Regions from separate parts of the Homo sapiens genome. Here region 1 is linked to region 2. A link is a contact called in ENCODE Hi-C or POLR2A ChIA-PET data. All regions are on one chromosome and are shown on one strand. The core of a region is the stretch at or near the end of the contact, and the rest is flanking DNA. Distances in the headings are between cores, read along the strand shown.

Region 1 (7,564 bases), core at 2,869-5,368, 47 kb after region 2:
TTTTACATTTGCTGAGGAGTGCTTTACTTCCAACTATGTGGTCAATTTTGGAGTAGGTGTGGTGTGGTGCTGAAAAGAATGTATATTCCGTTGATTTGGGGTGGAGAGTTCTGTAGATTTCTATTAGGTCCACTTGGTGCAGAGCTGAGATCAATTCCTGGGTATCCTTGTTGACTTTCTGTCTCGTTGATCTGTCTAATGTTGACAGTGGGGTGTTAAAGTCTCCCATTATTAATGTGTGGGAGTCTAAGTCTCTTTGTAGGTCACTCAGGACTTGCTATATGAATCTGGGTGCTCCTGTATTGGGTGCATATATATTTAGGATAGTTAGCTCTTCTTGTTGAATTGATCCCTTTACCATTATGTAATGGCCTTCTTTGTCTCTTTTTATCTTTGTTGGTTTAAAGTCTGTTTTATCAGAGACTAGGATTGCAACCACTGCCTTTTTTTGTTTTCCATTTGCTTGGTAGATCTTCCTCCATCCCTTTATTTTGAGCCTATATGTCTCTGCACGTGAGATGGGTTTCCTGAATGCAGCACACCGATGGGTCTTGACTATCCAATTTGCCAGTCTGTGTCTTTTAATTGGAGCTTTTAGCCCATTTACATTTAAAGTTAATATTGTTATGTGTGAATTTGATCCTGTCATTATGATGTTAGCTGGTTATTTTGCTTGTTAGTTGATGCAGTTTCTTCCTAGCCTTGATAGTCTTTACAATTTGGCATGTTTTTGCAGTGGCTGGTACCGGTCGTTCCTTTCCATGTTTAGTGCTTCCTTCAGGAGCTCATTTAGGGCAGGCCTGCTGGTGACAAAATCTCTCAGCATTTGCTTGTCTGTAAAGTATTTTATTTCTCCTTCACTTATGAAGCTTAGTTTGGCAGGATATGAAATTCTGGGTTGAAAATTCTTTTCTTAAGAATGTTGAATATTGGTCCCCACTCTCTTCTGGCTTGCAGAGTTTCTGCTGAGAGATCCGCTGTTAGTCTGATGGGCTTCCCTTTGTGGGTAACCCGACCTTTCTCTCTGGCTGCCCTTAACGTTTTTTCCTTCATTTCAACTTTGGTGAATCTGACAATTATGTGTCTTGGAGTTGCTCCTCTTGAGGAGTATCTTTGTGGCGTTCTCTGTATTTCCTGAATCTGAATGTTGGCCTGCCTTGCTAGATTGGGGAAGTTCTCCTGGATAATATCCTGCAGAGTGTTTTCCAACTTGGTTCCATTCTCCCCGTCACTTTCAGGTACACCAATCAGACGTAGATTTGGTCTTTTCACATAGTCCCATATTTCTTGGAGGCTTTGTTCATTTCTTTTTATTCTTTTTTCTCTAAACTTCTCTTCTCGCTTCATTTCATTCATTTCATCTTCCATCACTGATACCCTTTCTTCCAGTTGATGGCATCGGCTACTGAGGCTTCTGCATTCGTCACGTAGCTCTCGTGCCTTGGTTTTCAGCTCCATCAGGTCCTTTAAGGACTTCTCTGCATTGGTTATTCTAGTTATCCATTCGTCTAATTTTTTTTCAAAACTTTTAACTTCTTTGCTATTGGTTCGAATTTCCTCCTGTAGCTCAGAGTAGTTTGATCGTCTGAAGCCTTCTTCTCTCAACTCGTCAAAGTCATTCTCCATCCAGCTTTGTTCCGTTGCTGGTGAGGAGCTGCGTTCCTTCGGAGGAGGAGAGGCACTCTGCTTTTTAGAGTTTCCAGTTTTTCTGGTCTGTTTTTTTCCCATCTTTGTGGTTTTATCTACCTTTGGTCTTTGATGATGGTGACGTACAGATGCACTTTTTGTGTGGATGTCCTTTCTGTTTGTTAGTTTTCCTTCTAACAGACTGGACCCTCAGCTGCAGGTCTGTTGGAGTTTGCTAGAGGTCCACTCTAGACCCTGTTTGCCTGGGTATCACCAGTGGTGGCTGCAGAACAGCGGATATTGGTGAACTGCAAATGCTGCTGCCTGGTTGTTCCTCTGGAAGTTTTGTCTCAGAGGAGTACCCGGCCGTGTGAGGTGTCAGTCTGCCCCTACTGGGGGGTGCCTCCCCGTTAGGCTACTCGGAAGTCAGGGACCCACTTGAGGAGGCAGTCTGTCTGTTCTCAGATCTCAAGCTGCGTGCTGGGAGAACCACTACTCTCTTCAAAGCTGTCAGAGAGGGACATTTAAGTCTGCAGAGGTTACTGCTATCTTTTTGTTTGTCTGTGCCCTGCCCCCAGAGGTGGAGCCTACAGAGGCAGGCAGGCCTCCTTGAGCTGTGGTGAGCTCCACCCAGTTCTAGCTTCCCGGCTGCTTTGTTTACCTAATCAAACAACTAACTGGGCAATGGCGGGAACCCCTCCCCCAACCTCGCTGCCGCCTTGCAGTTTGATCTCAGACTGCTGTGCTAGCAATGAGCGACACACGGTGGGCATAGGACCCTCCGAGCCATGTGTGGGATATAATCTCCTGGTGTGCCATTTTTTAAGCCCATTGGAAAAGCACAGTATTAGGGTGGGAGTGACCCGATTTTCTAGGTGCCATCTGTCACCCCTTTCTTTGACTAGGAAAGGGAATTCCCTGACCCCTTGCACTTCCTGGGTGAGGCGATGCCTTCCCCTGCTACTGCTCGTGCACAGTGCGCTGCACCCACTGTCCTGCACCTACTCTCTGGCACTCCCCAGTGAGATGAACCCGGTACCTCAGTTGGAAATGCAGAAATCACCCATCTTCTGTGTTGCTCACGCTCGGAGCTGTAGATCGGAGGTGTTCCTTTTCGGCCATCTTGGCTCCTCCGTTATTATCTTTACTGTTGCTTATTTTGAACAGGCCTACAAGCATCTCCTGGTGCACATGACCTAGAGTTTCTCTTGGAATAGAGTCGCTGAGTCTTTAGTTATGCATACTTTTAACTTTACTAGAAAATACCAATCTGTTTTCCAAACAGTTGTTCTAGTTTAACATTCCCACCAGCAAAATAGTAGAGTTTCTGTGTATATACATTTTCTCCAGCACTTCTTATTGTCCAATTTATTATTTTTGAGGACAATTAAGTGGGTGTAAAGTGGTATCCCCTAGAATTTTGGTTTGAATGTTCATCTTCCCTTAGGTGATTTTTCCAGAACTGGAATTCTGTATCTCCTTTGCACTAACAAAGCAGTAGATTACTGTAAAGCTATAAAACACAAATTAAATAATATGATCATCTGTAATGCAGCAGTCAAGGAGTGATTAGGATGTGCTGTGAGGACGGAAGAGAAGTCATTCTTACAGTGCAGTAGAAAAAGCCTTGGTCTTGAATCAGGAGAGTCAGTGCCTGGTCCTAGCTCTGTAAGTGATTGGCTGAGTGACTCACATGAAAACCTCATTTTTCAGTGTTTCCATTTCCTCATCTGTTATTTAAGGGTGTTGATCACAGAGAGTATGCTCTGGTCTACATTTTTGTCATTTAGTAAATCATAATCATCACATTCTTTTGGGTGTTTCTTTAAAGCATTTGGCCTCCATTTTCTCAGGTGATATTTCCAATACCTAAGTAATGTAGGCAGAGAAAAGATGAAATAAAAGCCTACAAATTTTGGCAGGGGTCTCCGTAGTGTGACTGTGGGGAGACCAGGAAGCTCCTCAAGCCCATAAATATCTCTGTTCTGGCCTCCCTTAGAGCCTAAAACTCCACAATTACTGTTTCACTGCTATAGTTCTTGAATGCCTTTGGGTCTGTTGGAGTCTTCCATTAAAATGCAAATGTCCCTGGAGGGGGTGGGGAGAGCCTTTAAGCTCATTATCACCTAAATCTTCCACAGGGATTAATTGATCAGATCCTTCCCCATCAGACACCTGGTTGGAAACAGAGCCTGTGGGAATGGGCACCTGGTTGATGAGGGGAAGCCCTGGGAGGGAGAAGAAAGGTTATAAAGAGAGAGGTGGACCAACCAGGGCTCCCTAGGGTTTGGCCATTTGCTGCTTCCCACAGGCTCATCTCTAGCCAGAAGCTCAAAATCCAGCTGGTCAAACACACTGGGCTACTGCTGTCTCCTTGGGGGGAAGTTTCCTCTTAGAACTAACTAAAGGCTGCCAACCAGCGGCAAACCCTCCTGTGTCTGCAAATGGCTGCCAAAAGCCCCTCCGCGCTACACACTTCTGTGGCAGATGCCTCTGAGCAGCCTTCTTTATGAGTCAGTGCTAAAGCCTAGCCCAGGTTCTAATGTGGCCACTCTGAGGCGTGGACAGGCCTTGTCAAAGGCTGGGCATGCGTGTGGGTGCCTCATCTGCTTTGTTTGACATCCAAACAACTCTTTTAAAATGTGGCTCTAGCCCCACCTCACAAAGGGGGCCTGAAGGGTGTTGTGGAATGTGCTTGGACCTGCTCTGTTTTCTTTCGGTCACCCACACAAAAATGTGCCTTCCCCTCCCCTGCCAGGAAACTCCCTCAGCAATGCATGGTTTTGCCTCCGCTGACCCTGGCCCCTTAACATGTCAGAATGTTAATAAAACACTACGGCTGTCATAACGCAAGGTTAAATGAAGTCTTCACAACCTGTCCATTAAGCGGATGTTTGTGTGTGTGGCTTTCTGCAGCTTCTCTCTGGATACAGCCTGTCTCAGTTTGTGGGCAGTCGATCGAGCCTTGGGCCTTTGTCTTTGTTCACTGTTGTGTTTAAATCCCCCCCATTCATTAATCATCCCTTTGCCTATTTATACCGGTGGCAAGGATAGCGAACACACTTAACGTCTGCTTTTGTTTTGGTGGCACCCTTTGTGAGGACCAAGGCAGAGCTAATTATTAACTGCGAAAAGACGTTAAAACTTTTAGATAAGCGCCAAATGCTGCATCCACTGAGACGCAGTTTTGTTTAAACCTTCGAGAGCTTGCGGCCAAGCAACTGGGGTGGCTTTATTTAGCTTTGAGTCCAGGGGAGTGATGCCAGTGCTCAGATAATTAATAGAGGCTCTCCATTAAGACCCAGCCGGGCAGCAGAATCCAAGCGCCCTGTATGCACCTCTGAACACCCAGCTGGGTCATCCAGACCTGAGCAGGCACAGGCAGGGGTGGCAGCTTCAGACGTAGGGCTCAAGGGGGCTCCTCCAACCTATATGTTTACATTTCCTGTGTACATTTCCTGTGAAGATCTTCGTTGTCAGCTTTTGGTGACTTTTACACCCTCCAGTAGGATCCTGATTTTCCTTTGCTGTTGGACATTTTGTGGAGCCAACTATTTTAGGTACAGCTATATCAGCTTATTAAACAGTTATGCGGCTTGCTACTGTTCTTCTGAAAGAGGTCTCCCCGACCACGTTTTCTAAAGCAGTTGCCTAAGCCCACAGCCATCCCTCAGTTACCTCTATTCCATTACCCAGTTTTTTTTTCCCCTCCAAGGCATCTGTCGCTATTTGAAATAATCGTATTTGTTTGTATTTCTTGTCTGTTTGATACTAGAATGTAAACCTCTTGTATCCTTTGCACTTAGCTCTTGATCGTCGCCTGGCACATATCAGGGGCCAAACAGATATTTATTTTATGTGTGGGGGAGGAAAAAAATATATTTCCCTCTACCCATTCTAGGCTCATTGGCCAGGGCCCTGTAAATTAGATTGCCAAAAGATAGGTTAACAAGAGAAAAGTATTTTTTGTTGTTGTTGTAAATTTTATTTTTGAATTGCATTTTTTCCTGCTGATACATGAAAAAGCAATTTTTTGTTTTCATATTATACACAACATCCTAACTTAACTTTTGTTTATTTACTAGTTTGCATTTCTTAAGTAGACAGTCATATTATCTACAAGCAAAAGATTTGTTTCTTCCTTTCCAATCCTTATAGTTTTTATTGCTTTTTCTTATCTTATTACACTATATAGGACCTCCAGTGTAATGTAGGATAAAGTAGTAATGGAATTATATCCCAAAAGTTTTCTTAAAAATAAAGAAAGCCCACATTACTAGTTTACCCACATAATAAAATTTCTTAGAACCACATAATAAAATTTCTTAGAACATAAAATTCTTCGTTTTTAAGTATCCAATTCATTGGTTTTTAGCATATCCACAAGGTTGTGCAACTGTCACCACTATTCAATCAAAAACATTTCCGTCATTCCAAAGAGACACCCCTTAACCATTTATACTTACTCCCAATCTGCCTCTTCCTTCAGCCCCTGATAACCTTAATCAACTTTCTGTCTCTATAGATTTGCCTATTCTTGGCATTTTATACAAATGTAGTCATACAACATGTAGCCTTTCATGTCTGGCTTCTTTCATTTGGCATAGTGTTTTCAAGGATGATTCTTATTGTATCATAAATCAGAACTTCCTTTCCTTTTTATGGGTAAATAATATTCCATTGTATAGATATACCATATTTTATCTATCCATTAATCAGTTGATGGACATTTTGGTTATTTCTACATTTTGGCTATGATGAATAATGAATAATGCTGCTATTAATATTTTTTGTATACGTTTTTGTGTGAATATGTTTTTCAGTATCTTGATTATATACTTAGGAGTGGAATTTCTGGGTCATATGGTAACTCTATGTTTAATTTTTTGGGGAACCACCCAGCTGTTTTCCATAGGTAGTGCCATTTTACACATTTCCACTAGCAATACATGAGAGTTTCAATTTCTCTACATCTTCACCACTACTTGTTATTTTTTCTTACAGTGATCCTGTGGGTGTGAAACAGTATCTCTTTTGGCTTTCATTTGTACTACTCTAAAGACTAATGAAGTTGAGCATCTTTTCATGTGCTCTTTGATTATTTGTATATCTTCTTTAAAAAACTGTCTATTCACATTTTTTGGCTTTTTTTTTTGAGACAGAGTATCACTCTGTAGTCCAGGCTGGTGTGCAGTGGCGTGATCTCGGCTCACTGCAACCTCCACCTCCTGGATTCAAGCAATTCTTCTGCCTCAGCCTCCCAAGTAGCTGGGATTATAGGCATCCGCCACCACGTCCAGCTAATTTTTGTATTTTTAGTAGAGACGGGGTTTCACCATGTTGGTCATGCTGGTCTCGAACTCCTGACCTCGTGATCTGCCCACCTCGGCCTCCCAAAGTGCTGGGATTACAGGCATGAGCCACCACGCCTGGCCTTTTTTGGCTATTTTTAAATTGAGTTATTTGTCTTTATATTGTTGAGTTACAAGAGTTCTTTATATATTCTGGATACTAAACCTTTATCAGATAAATGGTTTCTAAATATTTTCACCCATTCTATAGGTTGTATTTTTGGTTTCTTGGTAGTATTTCTGATAAACAAAATTTTTAATTTTGATGAAATTCAATGTATTTATTGTTTTCTTTGATGGCTTGTACTTTTGGTGTTACATCTAAGAAACTATTGACTAATCCAAGGTCATGAAGATACACACCTGTGTGCTCCTCTAAGAATTTTGTATCTTTGGCTTATTCATTTAGGTCTTTTATTAAGTTTGGATTTTGTATATGGTGTGAGGTAGGGTGGGTCCAAATGTAGTCTTTTGCATGTGGATATCCAGTTCTCCCAGTATTATATGTTGAAGAGACTGGAGAGTGGGCATTCTTGTCAGGTTCTTGATTTTAAAAGGAATGTATGCTGTTAGATTTTTTAAATGTA
Region 2 (7,530 bases), core at 4,510-7,009:
GTGAGTATATAGTTTATTTTCTTTAGTCTGTGTATATGGTGAATTTCATTGATTGATTTTTGAATATTGAACCAGCCTTGCATTCCCAGGATAAACCCTACTTGGTAATGACATATTTTTAATATTAATATATTGCTAGATTTGATTTATTAATATTTTGTTGTAGATTTTAATTTTAAACTGATACTAATTGTACTTATTCATGTGATACTTTGTGATATTTCAATAAATATAATGTATAGTGATCAGATGAGGATAATTAGCATATCTATTATCTCACATATTTATCATTTCTTTGCATTGGGGAAATTCAATATCCTCTCTAGCTATTTAAAACTATGTATTATTGTTAACTATAGTCATCCCACAGTGGTCTAAAACACTAAAACTTATTTCCCCTTTCTAGCCATATTTTCTTCATCTATGTTTGTAATTAATATTGGTCTATAGTTTTCTTGTGATATTTTATCTGATTTTGGTGTCAGTGTGTAATACGTTATACAATGAATTTAAAAGTGTTCCCTCCTATTTTCTAGAAGCATTTGTGTAGAATTTGTATTATTCTCTACTTATATGTTTGGTAGAATTCACTAGCAAATATATCTAATGAATATAGATACATTCATTAGACATGTAGTTTTTTATCACTTTTGTTGTCAAAGTTGTCAGAAGATTTTTAACTACAAATACAATTTCTTTAATTGGCAGAGGGCTATTCAGATTATCTATTTCCTTTTAGGATGAGATTTGGTAATTGGTGTCTTCAAAGGGATTTGACAATGCCATTTAAATACAATTTAGGGTCCTAAAGTTTGTAATATTCTTTCATTATCATTTTAATATCTTAAATATCTGTATTAGCGTCCCATCTTTCATTGCTGATATTGACAACTTGTACTTTCTTCTTTTTTTTCATATTAAATCTGACTAGAAGTCTATCAGTTGTATTGACTTTTTTTTAAAGAACTAGATTTTGGTACTACTAATGTAACCGCCCAGCAGGTTCACCTTACCTGTTGCCTAGACAGAGCCAATTTATCAAGATGGGCAATTGCAATACAGAAAGAGTTATTCACCCAGAGCCAGCTGTGTGGGAGACTGGAGTTTTATTATTACTCCAATCAGTCTCTCCAAGCATTTAGGAATCAGAGTGTTTAAGGACAATTTGGTGGGTAGAACCCAGTGAGTCAGGAGTGCTGATTGGTCAGGTTGGAGATGAAATAATAGGGAGGTGAAGCTGTCCTCTTGCATTGAGTCAGTTCCTGGGTGAGGGCTACCAGATGAGCCAGTTTATCAATCTGGATGGTGCTAGCTGATTCATCAAGTGCAGGGTCTGCAAAATATCTCAAGCATTGATCTTAGGTTTTACGATAGTGATGTTATCCTGAGGAGCAATTTTGGGAGGGTCAGAATCTTGTGCCTTCCAGCTACATGACTCCTAAACCATAATTTCTAATCTTGTAGCTAATATGTTAGTCCTACCTACAAAGGCCATCTAGTCCCCAGGCAAGAAGGAGGTTTGTTTCAAGAAAGGTCTGTTATTGTCTTTGTTTTGAAGTTAAACTATTAATATAAACTAAGTTCCTCCCAAAGTTAATTTGACCTATGCCCAGGAATGAACAAGGACAGCCTGGAGGTTAGAAGCAAGAAGGAGTTGATTAGGTCAGATCTCTTTCACTATCTCAGCTATAATTTTGCAATGGCAGTTTCATTAATTTTTTTAATTTTCTTTTTTATTTTATTCATCTCTGCTTTGTCTGTCTTAATTTATTTGTTCTTTTGGCTTTGCATTTAATTTGCTTTTATTTTTCTACTTTCTTAAGGTAGAAACCTAGATTCTTGATATTCTTTACTAGTGTAAGCATTTTAGTGCTATAAATTTCCCTCTGAGCCCTGCTTTAGCTGCATCCCATGTATTTTGTTTTATTCAATTAAAATATATTTTCCACATTGCCTTATGACTTCCTTTTACCTGTGTTCTTTAGACTTTAATTTGTTAATTTCATATACTTGGCAATATTCCAGATATCTTTTTTGTATTCATTACTAGTTTAATTTTGTGTGGTTAAAAAGGAAATAAATAATAAATAAACCAATAGTAATAATAATAATTTTGTGTTGTTAGATAACACACTTTGTATTATTTAAATTCTGTTAAATTTATTGAGGTTTGTTTTATTGCCCAGAATACTGTCTGTTTTAGTGACTGTTTTGTTTGTATTTGAAAATAATATGTATTTTTACTGTTGTTTCATATGAGGCTTCATAATGTTAATTAGGTCAGGTTGGTTGATAGTGTTGTTCAGGTCTTCTATATCAGTGTCTACTTTATTGATTAGTGAGAGAGGAGTGATGAAGTCTCCAACTGTAATCATAGATTTTTCCCTTTTTTCTTTCAGTTTTATCATTTTTTGCTTTATGTATTTTGAAGATCTGTTGTTAAGTACATACACATTTAGGATTGTTATGTGTTCCTGATAAATGACCTCTTCATCATTATGTAATATTCTTCTTTATTTCTGGTAATGGTGTTGCAGAACTTTGCTCCTTAGTTCAGCTAAAACCAGGTTCTTGTCACATGATCAGGAAAAGTTAGGCACACAGACATATTGAAGGGTAAAGGGAATGTGGAATCTATTGGGCAAAAAGGAAAAAAGAAAAAAAACTCTCAGAAAGCAAGAGGGGTTCCTGCTAACAGGCCCCCATCTCACAGATTGATTTCAGGCCATACACAGGAACGGAAGAGGCCAGGCTCCTCCCCACCTCCACATGACACAAGCTTCCCGTGGCTTCAGCCCTTTCTCCCAGTGTGCAGGCAGGTCGGAGATTCCAGGGACCCTCTCCCTTATCTGCCTCCAACATCAATCAATGGCTTTTGCTTTATGGGTGGGTCTTGCTCATTGATGAGTCCTGCCTCAGCTGTAGGAGACCTCTGATAGTCCAGGTCTAGGATCACTTACTGTTCTTCTGCAGGGGTTGAAGTCTTTCATTCTTTAACATTTTCCTCAGATACAGTATGCCCCCAGCATGACAGTGTATGCTACCTCTTTCCCAGCAATTTAAAGCTTTTGTTCTTTTAAGGGACAAGTAATTTTGAAGAGCTCTCTGCCTTTCCATTAGTAGCATCTGCTCCCTCCTGTAGAATTGAGGGTAGCTTTCCCTGTACCCTAGTCCTGCCCCCACTCTTTCTCTGTGAGCACATAGAGAGGTCCTTGGAAAAGAGTGGCTGTGAACCCCTCTGTGTCTGCAGTTCCAGGGATTCTATTTTCTCATGCTAGTACATAGTTGGCCTTCAGCAATCTATTGAAAATTTTAGCTGAATTCTTCACATCCAGGCATCAGAGGCCCCATCTTCCTCCCACTGGTTCAGTTCCCTGCTGGGATCAAGAAAAGTAATAATTTTACAAATTATCCAGCTCTTTTTTTTTATTGCATGAGTGATATTCTCTCCAGCTTTTTATATTCAAAGAGGAAGCCAGAAGTCCTAATAATTCATTTTATTACAAAAGTATCTATTTATGAAGGATAGGAAATTTAATATAAACAAAAACTACTGATTGTTTAAGAAGTGCTAGTCTGTACCTTTATGAACTGATTTATATTTTCATTCTATGCCACATCTTGGTCTTATTAGGTCCTTGGGTTTGTTACCTGGTAGTAAGGCTGGCTTTTTGTTGTTAGTTCTAAATTTACATCTTTTGAACCAAAAGTTCTAGTATGGCAGAATTTGCTGACTATTCATGTATTCACCCTTATTATCCCCTTTTCCTTTTAAAAAATTTTATTGCCAGGCACAGTGGCTCATGCCTGTAATCCCAACACTTTGGGAGGCCAAGGCAGGCGGATCAGTTGAGGCCAGGAGTTTGAGAACAGCCTGACCAACATGGGGAAGCTCTGTCTCTATTAAAAACACAGAATTAGCCAGGCGTGGTGCCACACACATGTAATCCCAGCTACTTGGGAGGCTGAAGCAGGAGAATCACTTGAACCCGGGAGGCAGAGGTTGCAGTGAGCCTAGATCACACCGCTGTACTCCAGCCTGGGCAACGAGATTGAGACTCTGTCTCAAAAAAAAAATGTATTAAGATGAAATTCATATTGAACATTTAGAAGTGAACAATTCAGTGACATTTAGTACATTCGCAGGGTTGTGTGACTGCCCTTTCTATCTAGTTCTAAACATTTCCATTGTTCCAAAGTCAAGCTCGTAACCCACAAAGCAGTTTCTCCCATTTCCCACTCTTCCAGCCCTTGGGGAATAACAATCTGCATTTTGTCTCCATGGATTTATCTATTTCTTATAAATATTATAAATATGATTATGAAGTTTATATATTTCTTATAGAGTCTTACAATATGTGACTTTTTGTAAATGACTTCTTTCACTTAGCATAATGTTTTCAAGATTATCCACATCATAGCATGTATCAGTATTTCATTCCTTTTCATGACTGAATAATACTCCTTTGTATGGCTATATCACATTTTGTTTATCCATTCATCCTTTGATGGACGTTTGGGTGTTTCCATCTTTTCACTATTGTGAATAGTGCCACTATGAACATATTTTTATTGCATCTGTTTTTTTAACTTTTATTTTAGATGTGCAGGTTTTTTACATAGGTAAACCGCGTTGTTGTGGGGTTTGGTGTACAGATTGTTACCCAGGTAATAAGCACAATACCCTATGGGTATTTTTTCTGATCCTCTTCCTCTTCCCACCCTCTACCATTAAGTAGGCCCCATTGTTGTTCCCCTCTTAGTGTTTGCGAATTCTCATTGTTTAGCTCGCATTTATAAGTGAGAACCTGCAGTATTTGGCTTTCTGTTCGTGCATTAGTTTGCTTAGCATAATGGCCTCCAGCTCCATCCATGTTGCTGCAAAGGACATAATCTCATTTGTTTTAATGGCTGCATAGTATGCTATGGTATAAATGTACCATATTTGCTTTTTCCATTTAGGTCAGTTCCATGTCTTTTGTTTTTTTGTTTGTTTGTTTTGAGACAGGGTCTCACTCTGTCACCCAAGCTGTACTGCAGTGGCGCAATCATGGTTCACTGCAGCCTCAAACACCTGGGCTCAAGCTATTCTCCCACCTCAGCCTCCTGTGTAGCTGGGACTATAGGTGTGCACCACCATGCCTATCTATTTTTTAAAAATTTTTTGTAGAGATAGGGTCCTCTGTTGCCCAGGCTGGCCTTTAACTCTTGGGTTCAAGCAGTCCTCCCGCCTTGGCCTCCCAGATTGCTGGGATTAGATGTGAGCCACTGGCCTGAACATGTCCTGCTTGAGTACCTGTTTTCCATTCTTTAGGGTATATACCTGGGAGTGGAATTGCCGGGTCATGTGGTAATTCTACGTTTAATGTTTTAAGGAACCTACTATCTCCTTTGACTATAATTTTTGTCATATTGCTCTTTGAGTTTGTCTTCCCAGAGGGCCCTAACTTTTCATTATTGAAGTAAGACAGGCAAGGAAGTCATCTTTCTACTAGTTTCATGTAGGAACCTTTGTAGCTTCTCTAAAGAGGATGATTTTTTTGGGTCTCCTTTAAGACTTTCCTAGCAATTTCATAACCTTCTTGGATGGAAGATACAACATGGCAAAATGCAGTTGAGGATAAAGAGGTTGTTTTTAACAATAAGAGCCCTCTTGAAAAGTCATGAGTTTTGCATGACAAGAAGTGCTTCCAGTTGCCAGTGGGAGAGTTTCCTCATCATGCAGAGTGGATGACTCACTGCCCTTGACTGCTCTTCTGATCCCGGGGGCCTCTGTTCTCTCACAGTAGATGCAGCACACAGAGCTGCCAAGGCATTTCCAGCAGGGGGTTCTGTGCTCAGGTTTTGAACAAGGGCAGCATGATGGAGCCTGACTTACTCATACACTTCCTGAGGTTGATGAACACATTTTCACCCCTTTTAGTTGTGGTAGGTAATGTATTCATAAATTCAAGCCTTTTTCCCAGATTGTAATGGATAGTTTATATCTCTCTCATGATTATTTAATTATTCAAGCCAGGATGACTGTGTGTTTTCTATCAGAGTTTGGGCTGCCTCAGCAAGATGCAGACTGGTATCTGCCCTTAGGTTAAAAATTCCGGCCAGACATAGTGGCTCACGCCTGTAATCCCAGCACTTTGGGAGGCTGAGGCGGGTGGATCACGAGGTCAGGAGTTCAAGACCAGCCTGGCCAAGATGATGAAACCCTGCCTCTACTAAAAATACAAAAGTTAGCCAGGTGTGGTGGTGGGCGCCTGGAATCCCAGCTACTTGGGAGGCTGAGGCAGAGAATTGCTTGAACCTGGGAGGTGGAGGTTGCAGTGAATGGAGATCATGCCACTGCACTCCAGCCTGGGTGACAGAATGAGACTCTATCTAAAAAAAAAAAAAAAATTCCACACCATTCCCTTCTTCCAAGTATGGATGGAATTTCTTCCAGGATCTGCCAGCTTTTGTGTGTGTTTGTGTGTGTTGTGTTTGTTTGTGTGTGTTTGTTGAATGTCTGTCTACCACTAGAATGCAAGGCCCAAGCAGGGAAGGACCATGGCTCTTCTACCCTCTGCAGACTCTCCAGGGACGGCACTATGCTTGGGTGTGTGGCCTACTCCCTATTTGTCATCCCAGACCTATGTTTTACTCTTCTTTCCCTTGCTCTGTGTCCTGGGGTGATAATGCCTTCAACCACCAGGCTCCATTGCCCTCTGGCTTCTGGTTGGGTTTGGACAATGAGGGAGAGGTAGGGCTACTTCCCCTCCCATTGCCACCTGCAACTTTGTGGTTCTGGCTGTGTCCATCCAGGACTATAGCCTTTCATGCCAGGCTGCCCTCCCTGCAGCTCTGGGTCTCCCTGCAGCTCTAGGTCTCCCTGCAGCTCTGGGTCTCCCTGCAGCTCTGGGTCTCACCGTGTGTCTTGGCCACGGCTATCTGCTCTGGGTAGCTCTGGTGCTTCAGTGTCCCCGGGGTTCCTTTGATCTTGCCCACACCCCTGTAAAGAATTTGTTCTTTTAAAATCCCAGGTGAATATGCCTTCTCTTTCTTGCCAGGGTCATGACAATGGGCTGAATTTTTGAATAGATGAGTGGATGGATGAGAAGACGAAGGGCCGTGTTTGTGGCTCACCCCCCATATGGAACCCCCCTCTGGCTGCCATCTCACTGGGAGGCCTTGCCCTGTCTCATGTCCCTGCTGCCTTTCTCCTGCACTCCCCTTTCTCAATCTGTCCCAACCATACTGGCTCCATTGCTGTTTCTAGAATGTACAAAGCAAGCTCCTGCTCCAGGCCTTTGCTCTAGCCATTCTCTCTGCCTGCAAGTGTCTTCTCTCAGATATCCACTTGGCTAATTACCTTTTCTAGGTTTTGCTGAAATCTTACCTTTTCTATGAGCCTCACCCAAACCACTGTATTTAATAATGGAAACTGCCCTCCACCAATATCACCTTGGCAGCCAAGGGCCTCCTTCATCTTGGTCTGTGTTTCTTTTTTCCAGAACACTTACCACGTTTTAAGAAACTGCATTTGACTTATATATT

Evidence for each region. A loop is a pair of places that touch in the nucleus more often than their neighbours do. ChIA-PET counts read pairs that join two places held with the same protein, here RNA polymerase II (POLR2A). Pooled maps may share reads with other maps.
Region 1: a loop to region 2 is called in a map of HepG2, with 8 times the contacts of the local background. The contact joins two enhancer-like sites. A Hi-C loop is called at or near these places in 3 of 168 maps with a recorded cell type or tissue (Caco-2, HepG2 and Right ventricle myocardium inferior) and 3 of 50 pooled maps. POLR2A ChIA-PET finds 5 or more read pairs at or near these places in 4 of 52 experiments (AG04450, HEK293T, HepG2 and 1 more).

What each region holds. Positions count from the first base shown.
Region 1 is chr10:76,146,078-76,153,641 of GRCh38, forward strand. All of the region lies in intron 5 of LRMDA (leucine rich melanocyte differentiation associated), which reads left to right. Among named protein-coding and RNA genes, the nearest start is that of MIR606, 600 kb to the left of the region's middle. RefSeq lists an enhancer at 3,465-4,373. Within about 2 kb of position 4,119, at least 7 of the 41 ENCODE cell types and tissues checked have a DNase peak (open chromatin) inside an H3K27ac peak, as active enhancers do.
Region 2 is chr10:76,097,670-76,105,199 of GRCh38, forward strand. The region is part of intron 5 of LRMDA (leucine rich melanocyte differentiation associated); the gene reads left to right. Among named protein-coding and RNA genes, the nearest start is that of MIR606, 550 kb to the left of the region's middle. RefSeq lists an enhancer at 5,342-6,041. Within about 2 kb of position 5,760, at least 3 of the 41 ENCODE cell types and tissues checked have a DNase peak (open chromatin) inside an H3K27ac peak, as active enhancers do.